Regions from separate parts of the Homo sapiens genome. Here region 2 is linked to region 1. Evidence: chromatin contacts called from ENCODE Hi-C or POLR2A ChIA-PET data. All regions are on one chromosome and are shown on one strand. Each heading gives the region's core, a stretch centred on a gene start or an enhancer-like site at or near the end of the contact. The rest is flanking DNA. Distances are from core to core; before and after follow the strand shown. Region 1 has its middle 10 kb from the start of SHCBP1L. Region 2 overlaps SMG7 (SMG7 nonsense mediated mRNA decay factor).

What was found. Hi-C counts contacts between places; a loop is a spot of excess contacts on that map. ChIA-PET counts read pairs that join two places held with the same protein, here RNA polymerase II (POLR2A). Pooled maps may share reads with other maps.
Region 2: a map of A673 shows a loop between it and region 1 (2.5-fold over the local background). The contact joins two enhancer-like sites. A Hi-C loop is called at or near these places in 10 of 168 maps with a recorded cell type or tissue (A673, B cell, Caco-2 and 7 more), 7 of 37 single-sample maps with no recorded cell type and 14 of 50 pooled maps. POLR2A ChIA-PET finds 5 or more read pairs at or near these places in 1 of 52 experiments (WTC11).

Annotation. Positions count from the first base shown.
Region 1 is chr1:182,959,987-182,966,971 of GRCh38, reverse strand. It overlaps the pseudogene KRT18P28. Among named protein-coding and RNA genes, the nearest start is that of SHCBP1L, 10 kb to the right of the region's middle. RefSeq lists an enhancer at 4,104-4,398. Within about 2 kb of position 4,256, at least 7 of the 41 ENCODE cell types and tissues checked have a DNase peak (open chromatin) inside an H3K27ac peak, as active enhancers do.
Region 2 is chr1:183,477,845-183,484,467 of GRCh38, reverse strand. All of the region lies in intron 1 of SMG7 (SMG7 nonsense mediated mRNA decay factor), which reads right to left. Among named protein-coding and RNA genes, the nearest start is that of SMG7, 8.7 kb to the right of the region's middle. RefSeq lists an enhancer at 3,468-3,547. Within about 2 kb of position 3,112, at least 5 of the 41 ENCODE cell types and tissues checked have a DNase peak (open chromatin) inside an H3K27ac peak, as active enhancers do.

The sequences.
Region 1 (6,985 bases), core at 3,007-5,506:
GCGCAATCTTGGCTCACTGTAACATCTGCCTCTCGGGTTCAAGCGATTCTCCTGCCTCAGCCTCCTGAGTAGCTGGGATTACAGGCGTGCACCACCACGCCTGGCTAATTTTTGTATTTTTTAATTAAAAAAAAATAATAACTGTCTGGGCACAGTGGCTGAGACCTGTAATCCCAGCACTTTAGAAGGACAAGATGGGCGGATCCTCGAGGTCAGGAGTTCGAGGCCAGCCTGGCCAACATGGTCAAACCCCGTCTCTACTAAAAATACAAAAATTAGCCAGGCATGGTTGCCAGTGCCTGTAATCTCAGCTACTCGGAAGACTGAGGCAGGAGAATCACTTGAACCCCACAATTGGATGTTGCAGTGAGCCGAGATTGGGCCACTGCACTCCAGCCTGGGTGACAGAGTGAGACTTTGTCTCAAAAAAAAAAAAAAAAAAAGCTTGGGTATTTATTGGCCCACATAACTGAGGAGTCCAGAGGTTGTTCCAAGCTTCAGGCATAGTTGGATCAGAAGTATGGCTTTTCTTCTTTCTGCCATTATTTATGCCATCTGCTGTCTTTGTACCCAGGCTGGCTTCCATCATGGTTACAAGAGGGCTCTCAGCAATAGGGCTACCTCTTGGAAAATAATCTTATTATTTCATTGTAGGTTTAATAAATTGTTTTACTTTCCTTCAAAATCTAGTACACACTGCATTACACAAAAGCAGGGTCTTTGACAATGATTCTTCAAAGTATCAAAGTGCTGAAGCATCAACCCTCTGATAATGGGCAAGGGGTAAGGGTTAAGGTATCATGGGTGCTGTGGATGTCCTCATTGTCCAATCCTATAAGGTTTCTTCAAGCTGGATAGCTCTGCTTGTCATATGTCAGGGCAGCGCCTAGACCTTAGCTTAATTGGGAGCTCTGGCACACAGGGCTAAGCCTTCTTTTGTTGCCAGAGTTCCTCCATTATCAGTTACTTTTAAGGGATTTGGAAAATAAAGCAAAGGATATAATAAAATATTGAGACTGCTTTCTGTGGACATTGAGGAAGCCCAAAACACATTGTGAAAAGAAAAACATCTCAGTGTATCATTTTCTATTTATTATATTTTAATATGCAGGATTGTTCTATTTTTAGTCCAATTGTTAGGTAGATGAGTTAATTTGTGTAATTGCTGAAACAGTACTGAAGACGTTTTCTCTAAGGTATAGCCTGTATTTCTTTGGTGTGTGGGTGCATATGAATGTGCAGACTGTATGTGTGGTGGGGAGGTGGGTAGTCAGGGAAGTGAGAATTTGATTCCGCTTCTGAGCTAAGTGGCAGGTAACATAAACTAAACACAATTATGTGCCAACCACAGTTTTAAGCTCTTTATATACATTATCTCACTTAATTCTCCTAACTACCAAATGATGTATGTTCCATTTTTATTCCCATTCACAGATGGAGAAACCGAAGTTCAAAAAGGCAAACAAATTTCTTGAGGTTGCATAGCTAGAAAGGGGTTGAGCTGGGATCTGCGTCCATACAGTCTGTCTCCAAAGCCTGAAGACTAAACCACTAGCCTGGACTGGCTTCCATAGCTCTTTCCCCCAAAGTGTACTGTCTGATGTTCCTTAGCAATATGACAAAAGATGTCTCACAGCTCCAGAAGTGCCCTCTGAAAAGGCTTTTCCCTGGGAATTCCATAGACTTATGGTTCAGCAACAAGAACAGAAGAGCTTGTCTAAGCCTTTCCTTTTCAGGGAAACATTTGCTTTCTCCTGGTATAATGACCCTTTTCTCTTTTCATATAGTTCCACAGGTTTCAAAACTTACACAAAGAGCTACTGTTTGATTCTTTAAAATATATTTTTCTCATTATGAAGGAAATACATGCCAATTGAAAACTTCCTAAAGAAAGAAAACATAGAAATACATAAAGAACCACATAAAAATCTCCTAAAACTCCAGAGATAACTGTTAACATTTTTGTGCATTTTCATTTAGGACGTACAGCTTCATAGTGTGTTTTTTCCTATGTGGTTAGGTGGTGAACATTTTCCCATAATTCTTGAGGGCGACAACTATGTATATCTTGAGCAATGTTATATTTCCAGGGCCCAGAACAGAACCTGGCATATAACAATTAGCACCTAATTAGTAATATCTAATTATTTTATTTAATAAATATTTGTTGAATGAATGAGTGACATATGTTCCTCCAAAACGTTTTAAAAGGCCACATAACTATGAATCTATGAAATAAAATGTAACTGTCAAATCACATTAAGATAGTGCATAACTCACTTTTAGAGGTTTCCCCAGGTGAAGGCAAAGTAGTAACACAAAAAGAGCTCTGGGGCAGGAGTCAGGCAGGCAGCCTCTAGCTTAGAGCAGCCGTTATAGGCGTAACAATACAGGCTCCATTTTACTTCCTAACACTGCGGTTTCTTCACTAGTACTATGAAGGAGTTGACTGAACTGTTTGCTAAGATTCCCTTCGATGTTTACACTATGTCTTTATTTTATTTTATTTTATTTTGAGACAGAGTCTCACTCTGTTGCCCAGGCTGGAGTGCAGTGGTGCAGTCATGGCTCACTGCTGCCTTGACCTCCAGGGCTCAAACTATCCTCCGGCTTCAGCCTTCCGAGCAGCTGGGACTACAGGCACTCGCTGCCACACCTGGCTAATTTCTTTTGTATTTGTAGAGATGGAGTTTCACCATGTTGCCCAGGCTGGTCTCAAACTCTTGGCTCACCCACCTCGGCCTCCCAAAGTGCTGGGACTACAGGTGTGAGCCACCGTACCCAGCCCAAGTGTGTCCTTTTTTAGTCTTTGAAAGAGTGTTCCAGTTTTTTAAAAGATGCAGAAGTAGTATGTAAATATATTTTATTTTAAAACTTTCAAGTAATACAGAATTACATAGGGTAAAATATGAAATTGAAATTCCTCTTTTACAACCACCCCCTTCCCAATACCACTCTCCTCAAAGACTACAACTGGTACAGTTTGGTGTCTGTATGTTCTTCCATCCTTTTTCTATGCTTGAATATATGTCCAAATACAAACGTGTAATTGAAAAGAAACACAAATGGAATCATATGATACGTATTATTCTGAGAATTGCTTCTCTCCCTCCCCTTCTCTACAGTATACCTTTGGGGCCTTTTCTGAGTCAGGGCACCTAGATTGACTTCATTTTGACAATATGAATACATCATTGGTTATTTAACGATTCCACTAGTGCTAGACATGGGCTGTTTCCAGTTTTACACCACTATAAACAATGCTACAATAAATATCCTCGTATTGCATAGCATAGTGGTTAAGAGCAGGGGCGTTGGGATCCATGCATTCGAATCCTGGCTCCACCTCTTCACAGCTGTTACTTAACCTGTCCCTGCCTCAGCTTCCTCATCAATAAAATGGGGATCGCCAGGCTGTTTTTAGAGATAAATTAGTCAACGTATGTAAAGTTCTTGAACTGCACCTACCACAGTAAGTGCTAAATGCTATTATCATTATTATTAAAACTACTATAAATAAAATTTTTGTGTGCATGTGCAGCATTTCGGGGGAACTTATATCTAGAGATGGAATTGCTGGGTTGAAATTATGCACACTTAAAATTTTGAAAGTTTTTTTTTTTTAACAAGATGCCTTCCAATAAGATTTTAACTATTTCTATTTCCATCAACAGTGGTTGAGAGTGTCTGTTGTCTTCTGCCGTTGATACCCCAGTTATTATACATTTTAAGTGTCTGCTCCATTATTAGATATTTATACACTGTTCAAATTGTAGGCTAATTAGCTGATGTTATTCTTAGTGTCTTTTCCTATCAAAATTGAAACCTAAGACTTCTGATAGTTAAGACAAGTTTGGGCCATTGGCTTTTCACCAGGGTAGCTTTAGTCGGAAGTTTTAGGTTGTGTCTTGTCCATACCCAGTACTGCCTCTCCTTAGTGGAGTTCATGTGCCCTTAAACATGTATGGTGATTCTTTCTTTTTTGTGTGGTTTATGTAAAATGAAATTAAAATCATTGTTTACCTCCCAAAGAGCTGAAAACAAAAGCAGAACACAAAACAAGTATCAAGGGGTTAGTACACATTATGAAATGTTGAAGATTTAGCAGAACATCACGTCTGAGGTGAAAGAAGTGTTATATGTTACGGAAATGTGTCCGAGCTTGCCCTTTAGCAAAGTGCTGTGCTGTTGTCTTCTGAGTCAGGACTTAAAGCTATGCCTGGCTGAATGCTTCAGGCTCCACCCAGCCCTTTGGGATTGCGGGGGGGCCCTTCAATAGCCCGAAAGCTCTCTAGTGCTCTCCTCTGGTCAAAATAAGGAGGTACAGGCTTCAAAGAACTGTTGTGTTTCTTACTGCCATTGAGTATTTGTTTCCAAAGTGTTTGTTTGTTTGTTTGTTTAGTTTTTTTGTGGTTTACAAAGTTAATGTCAAAGAGTTGAGGAGGAAAAAAATTAGTGTTCTAAGAGAGAAAAATTATTTGTGAATAAATGGCCGAATGAAGTGTTCATTAATACTTATTTTTTCAATTGAGGAAAACAAAAGGAAAAAGAAATACAATTACATTTCACAGCATCCTGGTGTGCACCTCCAAAATAATACAAACCAAATCTCCACCATACAAAACTTCCAAAATACCTAAATCCCCAGTGTACTTATTTAGTGTTTTCTGACTGATGTGAGCCTTATTTATTCTTACATAGGGAAATATGAAAATAATGTGTTAGTATTAAAGACTTCCTAAAACTGTGTTACTACTAATTTATCTATGTTCTTTATAACTGAACTGTACCCTGGGAATGACTTGGTGATGGAAAAAACTTTCCTTATTTTGCAGCTGTCAAAGTCCAAGATTTTCCTTTTGACCTCCTTCAGATCTTTACTCAAACATCATCTTACGGGTGAGACCTTCCCTCTCTGCTCTGTACAAAAATTATATCCCGGGCCTACTCTCCAAAATGTCCTCATCCCTGCTCTGCCCTATCCATCTCCATATTTTTATCATTCTCCATAGCACCTAACTGTCACATAATGTGCCATAAATTTTATTTCTAAAAATTGAGATATAATTCACATACCATACGGTTCACCCATTTAAGCATACAATTCAATGGTTTCAGTTCTCAGAGTTGGGCAGTCATCATCACAATCAATTATAGTACATTCTCATCACCCCAGAAAGAAATCCTGGGCCCATTAGCAGTCAGCTCCCATTCCTTTTCAAACTCTGCCCCTCTTCCCTGGCAACCCCCAACCCCCAGCCCTAGGCAACCACTAATGTACTTTCTGTCTCTATTGATTTGCCTATTCTGGACATTTTATATAAATGGGATCATATGTTATATGGGTTTCTGTGACCTCATTTTCTGTCATTTAGCATGTTTTCAAGGTTCATCCATGTTGTAGTATGTATCAGCAGTACTTTATTCCTTTTTAAATAGCCAAATAGTATTCTACTGTATGGCTATACCACATTTTATTTATCTGTTTATCAGTTGATTGACATTTAAGTTCTTTCCACTTTATAGCTATTATAAATAATTCTGCTATGGATGTGAATGTACAAGTTTTGGGGTAGATATGTGTTTTTATTTTCTTGACAATTTTACGTAAAAAATCATGTTTATTGTCTGTCTTCAGCACCAGCACCAAATACCATGCCAGCACAGAATAGGTGCTCAATACATATCTGTAAAATAAATGAGCTATTCTCTCTCCTCTGCAGAATCTCAAGCGTGTTGCCAACGAGATTCTTCAGTTTGTTTTAATTTTGGTCCTAACTTTTTACCTAAAGCCAGTTTAGGTGACTCTTTGTAACATGGCTTATGCATATCTCTACAGCCTGAGTTTTTGTCCCAAATTGTCCTCTACTCCTGCTATATTCAGCTACCTAGACCAAGTTCTTCTACCCCTGGATAAAGCCACTAACTACTCTCTCTGCTTAGAATATTTACCTTACTCCATCCCCGCATTCTGTCCCTGCTTTAGGTGCCTATAGTTTCCTTCTCTTTCATAACTCAGCCCACCTGGGAATTTTATCTGCTAACAGAAGTAGAAATTAATTACATTCTTTTTGGGAAACGGCTTGGCAATACTGAGAGCGTTAAAATGTTTCTACATCTTGACTCAGTAATCCCACCTTCCCCTAGAGGAATATCTGAAATATAAGCAAAAGCTTATGCACAAAGATATTCAAAATGGCATAGTTGATGCTATAGAAATTAGTGTAGCCCAAATGCTTGAAAATATAAGGTTATACAAATTATATTTATACCAAGAAATTACATGCCACTCTTGAAAATTATGTGTTTAAGTAATTTTTAATGATATGAAAATGCTTATCTAAATAGAAAAACAAACTATAAAATTTAATATGATCTAAACTTTGTAATAGTGTGATAGAAAAAAAAATACTAAAAGAAAATATACCAAAATCTAGTAGTAGTTATTGCTGAGCATTGGAATTACAGTTCATTTAAGTTTTCTTCTTTCTTATGCTTTTCTGTATTGTCCAAATTGGCTCAGGGTAGAGGCATTGCTTTCATAATTAGTAAAAAGTAGGTCGTCGGCAAAGCCGGAGTCCTGTCTTCTTATTCTCCTCTGCAGACAGCATGAACTTCACCACTCGCTCCACCTCCACCAACTACCAGTCCCTGGGCTCTGTCCAGGCGCCCAGCTATGGCCCTCCGCCAGTCAGCAGCACAGCCAGCGTCTATGCAGGCGTCGGGGGCTCTGGTTCCCAAATCTCCATGTCCCGCTCCACCAGCTTCCAGGGCGGCATGGGGTCCGGGGGCCTGGCCGCGGGGATGGCTGGGGGTCTGGCAGAAATGGGAGGCATCCAGAATGAAAAGGAGCCCATGCAAAGCCTGAACCACCACCTGGCCTTCTACCTGGACAGAGTGAGGAGCCTGGAGACCAAGAACCGGAAGCTGGAGAGCAAAATCCGGGAGCACCTGGAGAAGAAGGGACCCAGGTCAGAGACTGGAG
Region 2 (6,623 bases), core at 1,863-4,362, 520 kb before region 1:
CAAAAAAGCAGAAAGCATGAGGGTTATTGTGGTATGAGCTGGCCCTCTATCGGTGAGTTCCTCATCCATGGATTCAACCAATTGTAGACCAAAAAAAAAAAAAAAAATTTTTTTTCAGAAAAAAATAACAATTTTTTAAAATACAAATTAAAAAGCAATATAGTGTAACAACTTTTACATTGTATTACATATTGTAAGTGATCTAGAGATGATTTAGAGTAGACAATGTATGCAGGTTATGTGCAAGTACTATGCCATTTTATATAAAGGAGCACCTACAGATTTTGGTATTGTGGGGGTCCTGGAACCAATCTCCCACGGCTATGGAGGGATTATACTGTGTCTATCTTCTCATGTAATTCTCCTAGTAATTCTACCATGGTCATTTTACAGGTAGCCAAGGTAAAAAACTAGAGAGCTTCAAGGTTACATTGCTAGTATATAATAGGGATCTGAACTCAGGACAACCAAAATACAAATTAAGCCAGTCTTAATTCAAACTCCTTGGCTCATTCAACTTGCTATGCCGTGCCGCTGTCTTAGGGAGCCAAAAAGACCTGTGTATGCGTTTAAACAACCAAATTAATATATTACATTAGAAAACCAGAAAGCAATTAATCTGTTACATTATTTTCCTTTCATAAACCAGAATTTATGGCCAGTATGCCTTATTATTTGAGTTGTGGTTCTTAAAATGGTCTAACCTTTTTTCATCAAAAAACAAAACTAATGATTATTTCAGACAAGGTATAATACTGTCATTTTGGTTACTTAAACAGAAATTGAGGAATATGATTTCATAGAATTAGATGTTAAAAGTACAAAAATTTCACCTCATAATATATTACACAAGTTGTATGTATGCACACACACAAAATTCTGCAGATGTCCTAAGACACTCTTTAATGTCCAAATTTATCCTATGGTGGTTCTCTCAACACTATGCTTTTTTACTTTTTTCACCAGTAATAAAAAAAATTTCAAGTAAGCAGTCTTTAACTCATTTTTCTCTTTGAATACCATCTTCCAGTTGCATTTTCCTTTGATTACCTCACTACTAATTATCTCATTACTGTACAGTATCTCAAAGATAATCTGGTTAGGTGATCACCTGATACAAAAGTAAATAATTCGTAACCTTTCTAAGAGGCAGTATTAGTAAAACAGACACATCCATTATACTGTATCCCAACTAACACAGCACTGAAATACTATTATATGTCTTTGGGAAGGAGAAGGAAAGAAAAAGAACTCAACTTCTGCGATCTGAGAAAAGAACCCAAAGAGTTTTGGGAAACAGATGAGAATATTAATGCAATATAGCAGTTATAACAGACTTTCAGAATCATGCTTGTCATTTAAGACAAGACACAACAGTAGGAAAATGCCATCAAGAACTGTGAGAACAAAACACTAATCATCAAAGGGTCTGCAAAGTTTTTCTTCTTTATGACTTGAAAAAGTTAAATCCAAAGACACTTCACTTAACCTTAGTAACTAAAGATTTCTGATATTTCCCCCTAATGCTGTAGAACTTCTCCTTCCCACAACTCTACCTCCATTCTACCTCCTTATCTCAAGGTGAGGATTCTATAAATGAAGTCCTATTAGCCCAAAGCTGTTTTCAGAATTACATGTACATTAGTCCTCCATTATCCATGGGAGATGACTCTGTGGATGCCTGAAACTTCAGGTGGTAACAAACACTATATATACCACTTTTTTCCTATACAGATTTACCTATGATAGTTTAACTTATAAATTAGGCACAGTGAGAGACTAACAATAGCTAATAATAAAATGGAATAATTATGACATAAGCTATAATAAGTTATGTGAACATGGTCTCTCACTCTCTCAAAATATATTGTACTGTACTCACCTATTTTCTGACCACCTACTTTTAGTTACCATTGACCACAAGGTAACTAAAACCATAATTAAGGGAGGACTACTGTACTCACTAACACTGTCATCATTTCCCACGTAATCATTTAATAATGTTCCAAATAGCTATTTTTTTTTTTTACCTAAGATGAGGCTACTTACAAAAGTAGGGGGAGGAAATCTAAATCTTTACATATCTCAAGAGGAAGTACTGTAGGCATTATATAAATCTTTCTCTCTTGTGTCTCCCTATTCCAGTAGGAATGTGCATAACACACACCAGCTACTCAAATATAAACTGCTCCCTTAAGATTAATGACCAGGTTCACTGAAAAAAACCTTAGACCCCCCACCCCCACACAAAAAAATGCAGAATGAGATATGGACTAATCAAAATCTCTAATTTATATGGCCTAATGTGACTGGTAGTCTCAATCTGATCATAATGTTTACATCAACCAAACTCAGTCATTCCTAGTATCAGGATTCTTTTAGAGTTCTTCAAACACACTGCACTGAGGCATTTACTCATTTTGTTCTTTGCCTGCTATACTCTTCTTTTTTACCTGGCTAATCCTGCTCATCCTTTTAAAATTCAGCCCACAGGGAATGGTGGCTCATGGCTATAAATCTAAGCAACTTGGGAGGCTGAGGCAAGAGGATCACTTGAGGCAAGAGGATCACTTAAGGCCAGGAGTTCAAAACCAGCCTGGGCAACAGAGCGAAATCCTGTCTCTGAGAAAAATAAAAAAATAAGTAAAACTGAACTCTGGTGTTCAACTCCAGAAGCTTTCCCTAAACCTCCTATGCAGGAAAAGTTCCACTTCCCTTAGTACACTCATGGAATTCCTTGAAAACATTTCACACTGTATTTACTACATTATATTGAAATATTTGTGCCACATCTGTCTCCCTCAGGAGCCACTATCCTAAAGAGTAAGTATCGGTTCATTTTTATATTCTCAGAGCCTAGCACTGGCATACGGTAAATAGTCCTAAATGTTTTGCAAAAACAAAACAAAAGCATGACAATTTTATTTAACACCAATTATGTACACTGTACATTTAAAAGATGCTGAAACATGGTCTCAACCATACTTAGTCTAGCTGCAGAGATAAGTCACATATAAAAAAAGAGATCATTACAAAATTAAGAAATTACAAGTACCAAATGACTAAGATACAGGAAATGCTACAAAGTTTAAAGAATGCAGAAATCACCAGAGTACACAAGGAAGTCTTCACAAAAGAAGGTGAAGTTTAAGCTAAGCTAGTACAGTGTGGCACTTCCCACATGGGAAATGACATGGGAAGAGAGATTTAAGCAGGAATGCATATGCCATGATTAGAAAACAATGAGATTACTCTGGCTAAGGCAGTTGGTTTCTATCAGGGAGTAAGAAGATATCATGAGGCAGAGGTAGGTGCAGGTCATTTTATGGAAGGCCAACAATACCAGATAAATGAGTTTAAGGAAGTGAAAGCCATATACAAATACTTTTTCAAGACTATTAATATAGAAGCAACGCAAAGATTAATTGGCAGGGGGACAGGTGGTAAAGAACCTGAAAAAGAACCAGAATTTGTTAAACACATGTAAACCTTTGTTAACACTGACAGCAATTTTAGGAGATCAATGTTCCGTTTTACAAATAAAGAAATCAAGACACAGAAATGTTAAGTTGTTAGCCCACACAGAAAGTAGCAGATGGTGCTTAAAGCCCCAGATCAATGCTTCCTTCTTGATGCTTGCAGGAAGAAATGCAGGTAAGGTAACAGTAGGAAGAATTTTTCAAAAGAATGGGCAATGTAATTAGAATCATGAAATCTTGATGCTAAACGCAACAGAGCTCAGAACACCCTGTAAAGCCTCTGTGTATATACCACTGCCAGTATGAACTATTTGGTAATTGAGTACTTACTTGTATGCCCAGTGAAACTACTTGAGGGCACAGTCTCTTTTTATCCCCAGGGACCTGGGATATAGCATGGCCCAAACTGAATGTTTATTGGTGGAATGGATAGAAGGACAGATACAAGAGAGGGGGACACACAGAGGAAGGAAAACAAAAGTGTGAGTTTGAGGGAAAGGAAAACAATCAGTAAATGAATTTGGCCACCGTGAGGTCTTTGGCACCTTTGGAAATGGTAATTTCAATAATGTACTCAGAAAAAAATGGACTGATAGCAAGGGATTAAGGAAAAGTAGATGGTAACTAAAGGAAAAACATAGGTTAGGGCAAACTTGAAACGCTTGGCCATAAAACAAAGGTAAAGAAGGACAGAACTTGAAAAGAAAAATCAGATCAGGAAGGCCTTTTAAAGGAAAATTGAGATTGGTTCACAGAAAGTAAGATCGGTAAAGGGAATAATTTAAAAGAAGAGAGCGACACAAGTGAAAAAAGATCCTGAAGGATGGTAAACATTAAAGAGTACAGTTAAAGGAAGGGATTCTGTAGGATCCTGCCTGACCAAATTCCTTTTCCCTTTTTGAGGCCTACAGCAGCCACCAAATCTTTGAACTACCACTTCCACATCACCACTTCTCTGTCCATAAACCTACCTTATCTAAGAAAAACTTAGATGTGGTCAGCATACTAATTAATGCAATGTATTAAGTGAGTGAATCAATTTTTAAAAAACTTATTTGGAATAAAGGAGCCATGAGTTGTTCTTCCCGCCTGAAATGGCAATTTGCCCAATATCCACTTATTAAAATCCCATCCATCTTTCAATGTACAAACCAAATCTCACCTCCTCAAAGACACCCTCTCCACCCCATCTCCACCTCTGTTGGAATAAACTTCTTGCCTATACTTACATAATACCTTTGACCTACTATTATAGCTACTTAAATGTCTTTCTTTTAATTTGCCAAAGGCATAACCCCGGTAATTGTGCTCTATACAATAAGTATTCAATAATTGCCAGTAAAAGAACACAGATTTAAGAAATTAAAATATGTACAAATGTTTATGGATAATGTCTGCCTATGGTAACTAGCCTATTACTACCTAAAAGAAAACTGAAAAGAAAATCCAATCTGTGGCTTAGAGGAGAAAACAAGAAAATGAACCCATGCAGTGCATATATATCTTTACTACATATATTTTCTAAATCAGTGGTTCTCAACTGGGGGTGAATTTACAATCCAGGGGACATCTGGCAATGTGTGGACATTTTTTATTGTCACGATTGCAAGGGAAGATACTGGCATTTAATGGATAGAGGCCAGGGATGCTGCTGAACGTCTTACAATGCTCAAGACAACCCACCACAACAAAGAACTATCTGGACCAAGTCGTCAATAAGTGCCAAGGTTGAGAAATCCTGTTGTAAATGAAACAGACAAGAAAAAAACCCAAAGCTGCCACATAGTCTACTTGAGATTCCTAAAATTTTCTTAGACAATTAGTAGAATCACCTCCTCTTTCCACTGACTAAAAACTGGGTCTAAGGGAGAGTAAAAACAATGTTCCTAAGCAGCTCCATTTACACACTAACAAAAAAAGAGCTGGTTACAAGCTGTCACTTACCATGTGACATACCTGCCAAAATTCCACTCTTATATTTCCTTGTAAATGCTTAGTTACAATTTCCCAGACAGCTGATAAGTCTATTCATAACAATACAGCAACTAAACTAAAATATGGCTTGACTGCAAAACTTTAATGGCAATATATAATGGCCATCTGCCAATATACCTACAAACAGATGAATAATCCACTATCTACAAGACGTATGCTTTATAATTTATTCTCTACACAAGATCAATTAAACTAACCCATCTAAACTTTCAGGCACTCATTCATGACACTAATACAAAAATTTGAAAGGCTAGCCGGAGGCAGGAAACAATTTTTCTCAAGTATAAAACACACCAGCCCTTTTAAAGTGTGAACCACTCTCCACCTCAAAACTGCCTCATGAAACTTGCAATACTAGTGGGTCCAGATCTTACTGTAACACATCCATTAAAAACAACAACATAAAACTCAGCAATTGCTTCTTCTACCATGAAGGCAGAAGACCACAGCTGTTAGAAAGCAAAGAAATGAAACCTAAGATAGGACAGGAAGTATACATTTTGAATCCAAATGAAACCACAAGGGAAGCAGAAATTAACTGCCAAAATAATTTAGTCAGACAATATCCAAGCAGGTAATAAGCTATTAACACTGTTATAACAAAGACTTATAAGCCTAAAGAGACAGTCATTCATTCAAAAAATGTCACCACCTTTGGCTGATATTCCGGGACAAAAGCTACTTTACATTCTGTAAAGCATGTACCTGGTGGAAAGGAAGGGGATGGGGCAGGTGAAGAAGACTTCGTGGACCACATGGACTAAAATCAGCATGTGCTCTAAGACTTCTAGAAGCTTCAGGATACAGTGACTATCTGATCTAGCATTACTAGACTCTTCTAGAACCTGGAGACCATCCTATTTATATATTCCTCCCAATGCTCCCACTATCTTCTCTGTTCCTCTCCCCAGGCTAGGATAAGGCTTAGCTTGCTACTTTATCCAGCCTTATCTCCACTATCTCTCTGTTTCAAGATTTATAGTGATACATTTTTATTTTATACCATATTGGATATTTTACTTCCTATTTAAATGACAACCATTTTTCTGCTGGCTTAGAAAACAACCCTGTGGCTGTTATATTAGTAACAAAACTTCTGACAAGTGAGCCACTGAGATGCAGCGTCTTCACTATACATGTATCATACAA